2 separate regions of the Homo sapiens genome follow, and region 2 is linked to region 1. A link is an interaction called in ENCODE POLR2A ChIA-PET data of the cell type or tissue named here. Cell type or tissue: endothelial cell of umbilical vein. All regions are shown on one strand. Links, peaks and the distances in the headings refer to the core of each region. The heading gives the core; the rest is flanking DNA. Region 1 overlaps LOC107986229 (a long non-coding RNA gene). Region 2 has its middle 160 kb from the start of BTC.

Region 1 (4,404 bases), core at 226-4,225:
TCTTGGCTCACTGCAGCCTCCGCCTCCTAGATTCAAGCAATTCTCCTGCCTCAGTCTCCTGAGTAGCTGGGACTACAGGCGCGCGCCGCCACGCCCGGCTAATCTTTTTGGATTTTTAGTAGAGATGGGGTTTCAACATGTTGGACAGGATGGTCTCAATCTCCTGACTTCGCGATCCGTCTGCCTCGGCCTCCAAAGTGTTGGGATTACAGGCGTGAGCCACCGCGCCCGGCTAAACTTACGGTTTTAAACAACATAAGTTTATCATTTTATAGTCCTGGAGGTCTGAAGACTGAAATGGGTGAACAAGGCTAAAATTCAGGTGTCAGGAGGGCTGCTTTTCTACTGGAAGCTCTGGAGGATAATCTGTTTCTTGTCTTTTCTAGCTTCTAGAGGCTACATGCATTCTTTGGATCATGGCACCTTTCTCCCACATTCAAAGCTCATGACTCTAACCTCTGCTTCCACCATCAGATCTGTTCTCTGACTCTAACCCTCCTGCCTCCCTTTTATAAAAACCCTTGTGTTACATGGAGTGCGTTACACTACCCAATTAATCAAGGATAATCTTCCCTCTCAAAATCCTTAGTTTAATTTTATCTCCTAACTCTTTCTTGCCATGTAAAGTGACATATAGGTTCCAGAGATTAGGACATGGACATCTTTAGGGGATTATTGCACTGTTTACCACTGTTTATATGCCTGCTTTGCCAATTATAAGGTGAAATTTGATGTTTCTGACCGTTTTTTATGTCTAGAATGGGAATTATTACAAATCTCAGTGTTGCGAGAATTAAAGGAGACAAGTAGTATAAAGCATTTACTACACTGGCTGGCACACGGTATCAATACATTATAGTTAGTATGCAGGTTTTATTATCCTTGGATTTGGTAAATATGACAGACTGGTTCTTTGATTGACTCTAATTATAGACACATAAACCCTGGAAGTACAAAAGCTTTAATTTTTCATTTGCTTAAATGAAAGCCAATGTCTCATGTTTTCAATTTCTATAGCAAAACAATATGACCTATTCCTTAAAAGGGAAATAATAATGAGATCTCAAGAAGGAAATAGAAAGAAACAATAAACATTTTAGAAAGTTTTGGCTATAGGAATTTTAACCAAAAGCCAATTTTATAACTGAGGGCACACTGACCCAGACACTCTCTGAACAGTGCCCCCGAGCACTCACCAGCTAGAAGCGTTTGCAGGATGGTTTTCAGTTCTGTTTGCTTTACTAGTAATTGGCTCTTTGGGTGGTGAGTGGGGAATACAGATACACACATAGTGGACAAACACACACCCACACATGTAATTTCAAAGAAAAGCAGCATATTAGCAAAGTACTGTGAGCAGTTGTCTTAAATAGGTTATGCGTGTACTCAATAAAGTAAGTTTCTTCCCTTTTACTTACTTATGAAAATTACTTAAAAATGCACTGTACATGTGTGCAAAAAATATGAATATATTCTATCAAGGAGCACTTTTGATTTTTTTTCCTTAAAAGCTATGTAATAATTCATGCATATGTATATTTAAGTAGTTCATCTTTAGCAGTCTGCCCACTTGGGGAATTTATTTTTATCTCTAATTTAATTCCAATTTTTCTTGCAGAGAGTTAAAAGCTAGTTATACTTTGTGTAAAAGACAGTCCAACATTTGAAGATTATTATAAAAGTCATACTAACATTTATATAACAATCCTATAATTTGATATAAATCTGTTAGTTGTGTCTTCATTTACATCTTATTTATGTTTAACTTCATACACTATGAAGATGATATTTGTTACCTTTTGGCTCTTTTATAATTTGGTTCGTTTTGATGTGAGTTTTTTAGGAAAATTAGCAAGTAATAGAAAAAAATCATTTAGCAAGTATATATTGAACATTTATTATATTAATGTCCTGTTATATTGATCTCCTATTATATTCCGGGTCATGGAGTGGAACAAGTGAACCTGAATCCCAACTCTCATGGAATTTACATGTAGGGGACTATAGACAATGGAGAAATCAATAACATGTTGGTATGTTTGTTGTACTATGGCAGTGATATGTACTATGAAGAAAAATAACAAAAATAAAGGGGCATTAGGGAAGAAAAACAATAAGAAGTTGTATTTCAGACTGAGTATGAACAAAGAAGCTCCCAACTGCTGTCAGCTAAGAGATGGCCAAAGTGTTCTCTGGTTAGACATAAATAATTTTGCAGAAAAGTAAAATCAGACCAGACCACCTTTGTGACTGTATTAGAACAAGACAAAACCAAAACCCAATAGTAACCCTATCTGAGCACAGATAAACACAGTAATATTGTGCAAATCGCAAAAATGATCAAACATTCCCTTCATCCAGCTAATATAAATAATAGCTTTTGCTGATTCTTCATCAATTATAGCTTTAGTCTCACACCATTCATCCTAGTTAAAAATTGTTAAGAATTGCCCATTTTCTGACAGCCTCCAATATGGAAGCAAAATCATGCTTCACTGAATCCTCCCTAAAATCACCTAGCACAAACCTGAGCCCTATGACAAATTCCTTCTAAAACTCCCTTATTGTACACTACATGGCTACTCATGGTGTGTTTCTCTCACAGCAATGAGCCAAGAAGCCCAACACTGACTATAGGTGTGTTCCTCATGGTCTTTGGTTGAAAATCATAGACAAGAAAGTCACTTCTAATTTATGTGTATTTTATAGAAAGAGAGTCTTGCCATATTGCCCAGGCTGGTTTCGAACTCAAAATACAAAAATTAGCTGGGCGTGGTGGTGTGCATTTGTAGCCCCAGCTATAATACTTAGGTGGCTGAGGTGGAAGGATTACTTGAGGCCAGGAGGTCGAGGCTGCATTGAGCTGTGATCACACCACTGCACTCTAGAGTGACAGAATGAGACCCTGTCTCAGAAAAAAAAAAAAAAAGTCACTTGTGATTAATTGACAGTTAATAAAACACCTGAATAAAGTTAAAGAAGAACCATTTGGCTATGTGAAGAAAAGGGAAACAGTGAGTGCAAAGATCCTAAGGTAGGATCATTCCTGAGTAGGTTCAAATAAAACCCAGAATACAGAGATGGTTGAATCTGAATAGGTGAATAAAAGAGAGGAGGGAAATAAGGCCAGGTCCAAATTGTGAAGGGTCTTATATGCCATACATCAGACACTGAATATTTGTGTCTCCTCCAAATTCATATTCCCTAATCCCCAATGTGATCATATTTGGAGATGTGGGCCTTTGGAAGTTAGTCAGGGTGAACTGAGGTCATGAGAGCGGGGTCCTGGTCTAATAGGATTAGTGCCTTTATAAGAAGGCACTAATAAGAACAAGGGAGCTTGCTCTTTCTCTCTCTCTCTCTCCACTTGCATGCACCAAGGAAAGGCCATGCGAACACACGGTAAGAAGGTGGCCATCTGCAAGCCAAGAAGACAGCCCTCACCAGATCTCAATCATGCTGGAACCCTGATCTTGGACCTCCAGCCTCCAGAACTATGAGAAAACAAATTTCTGTTATTTAAGACACCAAAATCTAGGGTATTTTGTTATGGCAGTCTGAACAGACTAAGACACATAGTAAAGATACGAATTTTACCTCACTGGAAATGAATTGGAAACTTTTGAAGGATTTCAATAAAGGAGAGTAGGACCTGACTTATGATTTAATAGAATCAGTCTAGCTGCTCTGTTTAGAATATGTTGTAGGAAAGTTGGGAAAAGAAGCATGGGATCCAGCAAGGAATTCAGGCAGTAGATGGTGATGGCTTTTTCAATGTAGCAGGAATGAAAGTGGTGAGACAGGAACATTGAGGATAAAATATCCAACTGAAATACTGTCTTGGATATCAGATTTATTTTGAAAGTAGAGCCAACAGATTTGCTTACCCATTTAATGTAGACCATGAGAGATATAAAAAGATAAGCCAAAAAGGACTTCAAATCCTGAGATAATAGATGAATTCAGTTATCATTTTGCTTAGATACATAAATCATGGGGATGAATAGTTGGGGAGATTATAAGTTAAGATCTCAACTGTGGACAAGTTAAGTTTGAAATGTCTATTCTGTATTCAAGTGGAGATGCCCAGTAGACAAATTTCTGAACTGAAGCTCAAGGGACCAAAACTGTAAATGTAAGTTTAGGAATTTATATTTAATAGATGACATTTACAGTCATGAGCATGGACAACCTAGGAAATGAGAAGACGAAGGTCTGAGCCCTGTGACACTTCAACACAGGCTGGGAAAGAGCTGTCAGTGAGGAAAGAAAAAAAAAATGCAAGTGTTTAACCCTAGATCAAGCCTTGCTCCACATGATAAATGATCACCTAATAATAAGTGTCATATGACAAGCTTGGCCTGTAGGAGTGGTGTTTGTTTTAGCTCTTTCAAAAGTGTCTCA
Region 2 (4,404 bases), core at 106-4,105, 51 kb after region 1:
TGGCAGTCTTGGCATCTGCTTCTTGGACTTTGTGACTTTTCTGGGGTGATAGCAGACATGACAAAATCAGAGACTTTAAGACATACTTGTATATTTCTGCTTGCTTTTGTCCTCTGTCATCTTCATGAGAGAGACATGCGCTGTTCCTGAGGAGGGTGAGAAACACATGGAACAAAGCAAAGGCACCCCAGTTATTGCATCTGAGGCCTTCCCAGATCAACTCACGGCTAACTGACCCCCAGACAGAGAGGGAGTCCAGCCAAGATCAGCTGAGCTTGCACAAATCAGCTGAATGCCACAAACTTCTGAACTAAATAAATGCTTATTGTTGTAAAGCCAGTGTAGAGAAAGGGTTGCTTGTTACTCAGCATTATTGTGTCAATAGAAAGGTGATAAACTTCCCAAATAAACTAATTACCCTCAAATGTTTATCTGGAGGAAACTGACCCAAGACAATACGTAAGTACATTCTATATTACGTTGTGATATGTGGACTCGGTAGTTTAGAATTGAAAACTTATCCTTACTTTCCAAGAACCCTGGACTGAGGAACAAAACGTGGCACTCTGTATAGCACCGAAGATAAAGGGAAGTGAAGTAGAGATTCAACACAAAACTTTCTGTTGGATTACCTGGGTCTTCTTTGGTTTAGATAAGAGGCTTAGAATATTCCTGATTAGAAAGGTATCTTGTCAATTGACCTCTGTGCCCCTTCCCAGGCTGCACTGAGTGACAAGAGGAACAGATATTCTTTCCCTTCCCATTTAAGAGGCACAAAGAAATTCCGAATCTACCAGCACATCCTTAAAGGAACTGTTCATCTGAGTCAAACTGGACAGATTTCTACTGCTTGGCATCAAGGAACAGCTGGCTAAAATGGATCTGCTAACAAAAGGCAAGGAAGGGGAACTTTTCTGCAGAGGCACTCTGCATTCCTACAGGTGTAGGAACAAGCAAAGTACAGGGAAAGCAGCCCAGCTGAACCTGTCAATAGAACAGCTAATATGGCCAGGAGGAAACCGCTGGTCAGCCCTATATCCTAGAGTCATCAGAGTAGCAGCTGTTTAAGGATGTGCAAATAGAGCTAGAACATTCATCATTACACATCTTTTTTTTTTTTTTTTAAGACAATGTCTCTATTGCCCAAGCTAAAAGGCAGTGGCACAATCTCTGCTCACTGCGATCTCCACCTCCCAGGCTCAGGCAATCCTTCCAGCTCAACCTCCCAAGTAGCTGGGACCACAGGTGTGTGCCACTGTAGTGTCACGCCTGGCAAATTTTTGTATTTTCTTGTAGAGACAGGGCTTTGCCATGTTTCCCAGGCTGGTCTTCAACTCCTGAGGTCAAGTAATCTGCCCACCTTGGCTTCCCAAAGTGCTGGGATTCTGGGCCTATAGCATCTGGCCCATTATATATACATCTTTAGATGAGGACAGATACAGATGCCTGTCAACTTGTTGTCTCCAGTCCCTAGCTCAATGCCTGGCACATAGTAAACCCTTTACACATGTTTGAATGTGTGAATAAATGTTTTATAACTACTTCCTAGATCTAACAAAGTTTTCAGGAAAAGAGTTTTCTCATTTAAAAAAACTGTTAATTTTGCTATAATTACCAGTCCATGTTATTGTAGTAATTCTGACTGGGCCACTTCTAAACAGAATAGCTTTATCTCTCTGTGATTCAATTTCCTCTTCTAAAAATTGTGGATAATAATAACACTAACTTGTAGAGTTGTTACTGGATAAATTGCAATTAACATATGTCAACTGTTTTGAACAGTGCCTGGCATTTGTTAAGTGTTTTATTAATGTTATCTAGGAGAAGCTGTAATAATAGTGATAGTAAAGTAATAGCAGTAAGAAAATCAATTTATATCATCCAAGGATATATCATAAAGCTCCATTAAAATGTGGGTTTTACAGGACAATAGTAACACCTTCACTAAAACTTTCCCATGTTTAAGTGAAAAATAGGTCTAAATTATTAATCTATAACCCACACTAGAAAATGTTTTACTGGTACATGTTTCCAGCAATATAGTCAAATAAATGACTAAAACTATTAATAGATTTGTATTTCTTGAAAATGATAAAATATTGAGATTATTTTAAATTTCTAAGTTGCAATGCGTTTTACAACTTCCAGTTTTTTCTAAAATGTTTGGATATACTTACTCTTTTCCTAAGTTCTGAGGCACTCACCAAGGAGAGTTGACTCTCAGTCATTGGCACATTTGCCCATTTGTCTTTTGCTCGGGAGCACCTAACCTCTCTGTGCCTGGGTGGGTGGTTTCCTGTCTGTGCTTGGTTTGAACCTGTTCCAGGGCTTGTGGTTTTTGGCTAGGCTTGTACTTTGTGTTATCATCCTACTGCATATTAAACGATGGTGTTGATTTTGCAATTGGGCGTATGACTCCTGCATTTCTCAGAGGGACTTATGAGAATCTTTCATGTTCTGGTTTGTATGTTCTTTTCTCTTTTCACTCTCATACCCAGCAGGCTTCATCAAGCCCAGTCTTTGAGCTGAGACATCTTTTTTTTTTTTTTCATTTCAAGATGAGAAACACATTTTGAGTAGCGGAGTCCTAGAATTATTAGATAGAAGATTCGATTAAGCTAAAGTAACTAGGAAATGATGTGAAAGAAAAAATGTTGCTTTTCTTATCAAACTAAAGAGCAAGGCAGTAACTGGAGAACACAGATTCGTTGTGTGACTTAAATAGAAGCAAAACAGGCATTTACGAATGAATGCAAAATTCTTAGAGCGGGATGGAGGAGACGCTTTTTGTCCTGCTACGTCTTTGCCCATTGAAAAGGATGGTCTCTCTCACCAGTATTATGGGCATGTTTCTCCAGTTTATAATTCTATACTCTATTAAAATACCTCGGGGAAAAGATAATCTTTTAGGGTATTTTACTTCATTTACACCTTAACATCAATGTCTACATTAATCAATTTCTCTCTCCCCTTCACCTCCCGCTTCTTCTTCTCTCTTCCCTTCCTCTCTTTCTGTCTCTTTATCTTGAGAGCTAGATCAAAATGCCATTTGATGAAGAAATGTCTAAAATCTTTGTCTAAAATCTTCAAAATCCATTTCATTCACTCAGCATGAATATGTTACAAACTCATTTCTATCAGGTACTGTACTAGACACTGAAAGTACAGATTCAAACAAGACAGACACTCCTGAAAATTCCAGTGAGTTGTCTGAGGAGAGAACCAGACATGTAATGAAATAGTTTTTATCCTTAGCACTAAAAATTCCTCAAGTTAAATTTTTGTACCCCCTTAAATATGGGTTGGGTTTTCCTTCAAGTTTCTTAGCCTTGTGTATGAAGCAACATTGCTGGAACTTCACCCATAGTCTGCCATGGTGGCATCATCTAGGTATGGACTCTGACTTCATGACCCCATTTCAAAATCATGAAACAATACAGAATCCTTTATTCTCCTCCCTTTTCTCCATTTGTCAGAGGAAACCTCAGAACCATGTAATCTTATTTAGCAAGTAAGCAGGCACTGATGCTATTGATGGGGCTACATAGGTAAGACAGGAGGTGGGTGACCCAGAGTGAGGTATTCTAAACAGGAGCACCATAGCTCTCAGTAAGATATTTCCAGTCCCATGTCTTGTCCATCTGTGGACTTCTCCATACTTCTCTATTATGTGGATGACTATTATAATGAAGATTCTGAATTCTCTCATGAAGGACTTAAAGAGTCTCATGGGATGCCAAGTGAGTGTCTACAGTTGGTCCAGTTGGGTAGCTGTAAGTATTATTTATCTGACCATCCTACGTGTGAAAATTTCTTACTATAATAAACACAGGCATTTTTGCTTAAAAAAGGAGTTGACTCCCCAAATGTCTCAAATTGCCTTGCAGTCATGCTGGGCTCAGAGAATACCTACCTAGTTGATTTTACAAAGATAATTTCTGTAATATTAAAGACAGAGTCACCACTTTGCTCCCAGTTTGATAGTACTTAGGTCAGTAGGGTTGACAAAAACAACACTTTGATACATGTGGTTTAGGTAAAAATCCCATGTTTGTATGGCAAATTGTTGTTTATGGAGCCTTCACACAAACCTGTATTTTGGCAATATCTCTAGTTTACTGATATAAAGAATGAAGCTCAGGGAAATTATATAATATGTACACTTACTTCATGGTTAAAGTGACCATGGGCTAAGAATACCTGAGCAGTAAAACTCTCAGGTGAAAAAAATTGCAGAAATTCTTTATATCAGGGCAAATATGGTTTATGTTTAAGAAAACCTAAGATATAAAAATCTAAACTCAAGATAAATACATTGGCTGAATGCTCACTTTATAAAAAAGAATACTTGTTTTGCATAAAGTATCATATGCAATTTCTTTAAATAACAAGTACCTGTATGTT

Evidence for each region. ChIA-PET counts read pairs that join two places held together with the same protein. Peaks named below come from ENCODE experiments on the same cell type or tissue, not always from the same donor. Only the 100,000 strongest peaks of a DNase experiment are listed, where the experiment ranks them.
Region 2: POLR2A ChIA-PET joins it to region 1 with 5 read pairs; 3 of 35 experiments call an interaction of 5 or more read pairs at or near these places.

The regions. Positions count from the first base shown.
Region 1 is chr4:74,578,924-74,583,327 of GRCh38, forward strand. The region is part of intron 2 of LOC107986229 (a long non-coding RNA gene); the gene reads right to left. LOC124900716 (a long non-coding RNA gene) reads left to right here. Exons shown (of 2, transcript XR_007058141.1): 2 at 1-2,114. Among named protein-coding and RNA genes, the nearest start is that of AREG, 140 kb to the left of the region's middle. In endothelial cell of umbilical vein, for the core only: no CTCF peak of the experiment used is centred there; no DNase peak of the experiment used is centred there.
Region 2 is chr4:74,630,475-74,634,878 of GRCh38, forward strand. No RefSeq gene overlaps it. Among named protein-coding and RNA genes, the nearest start is that of BTC, 160 kb to the right of the region's middle. In endothelial cell of umbilical vein, for the core only: no CTCF peak of the experiment used is centred there; DNase peaks (open chromatin) are centred at 1,017, 1,747 and 2,347; H3K27ac peaks cover 2,511 bases.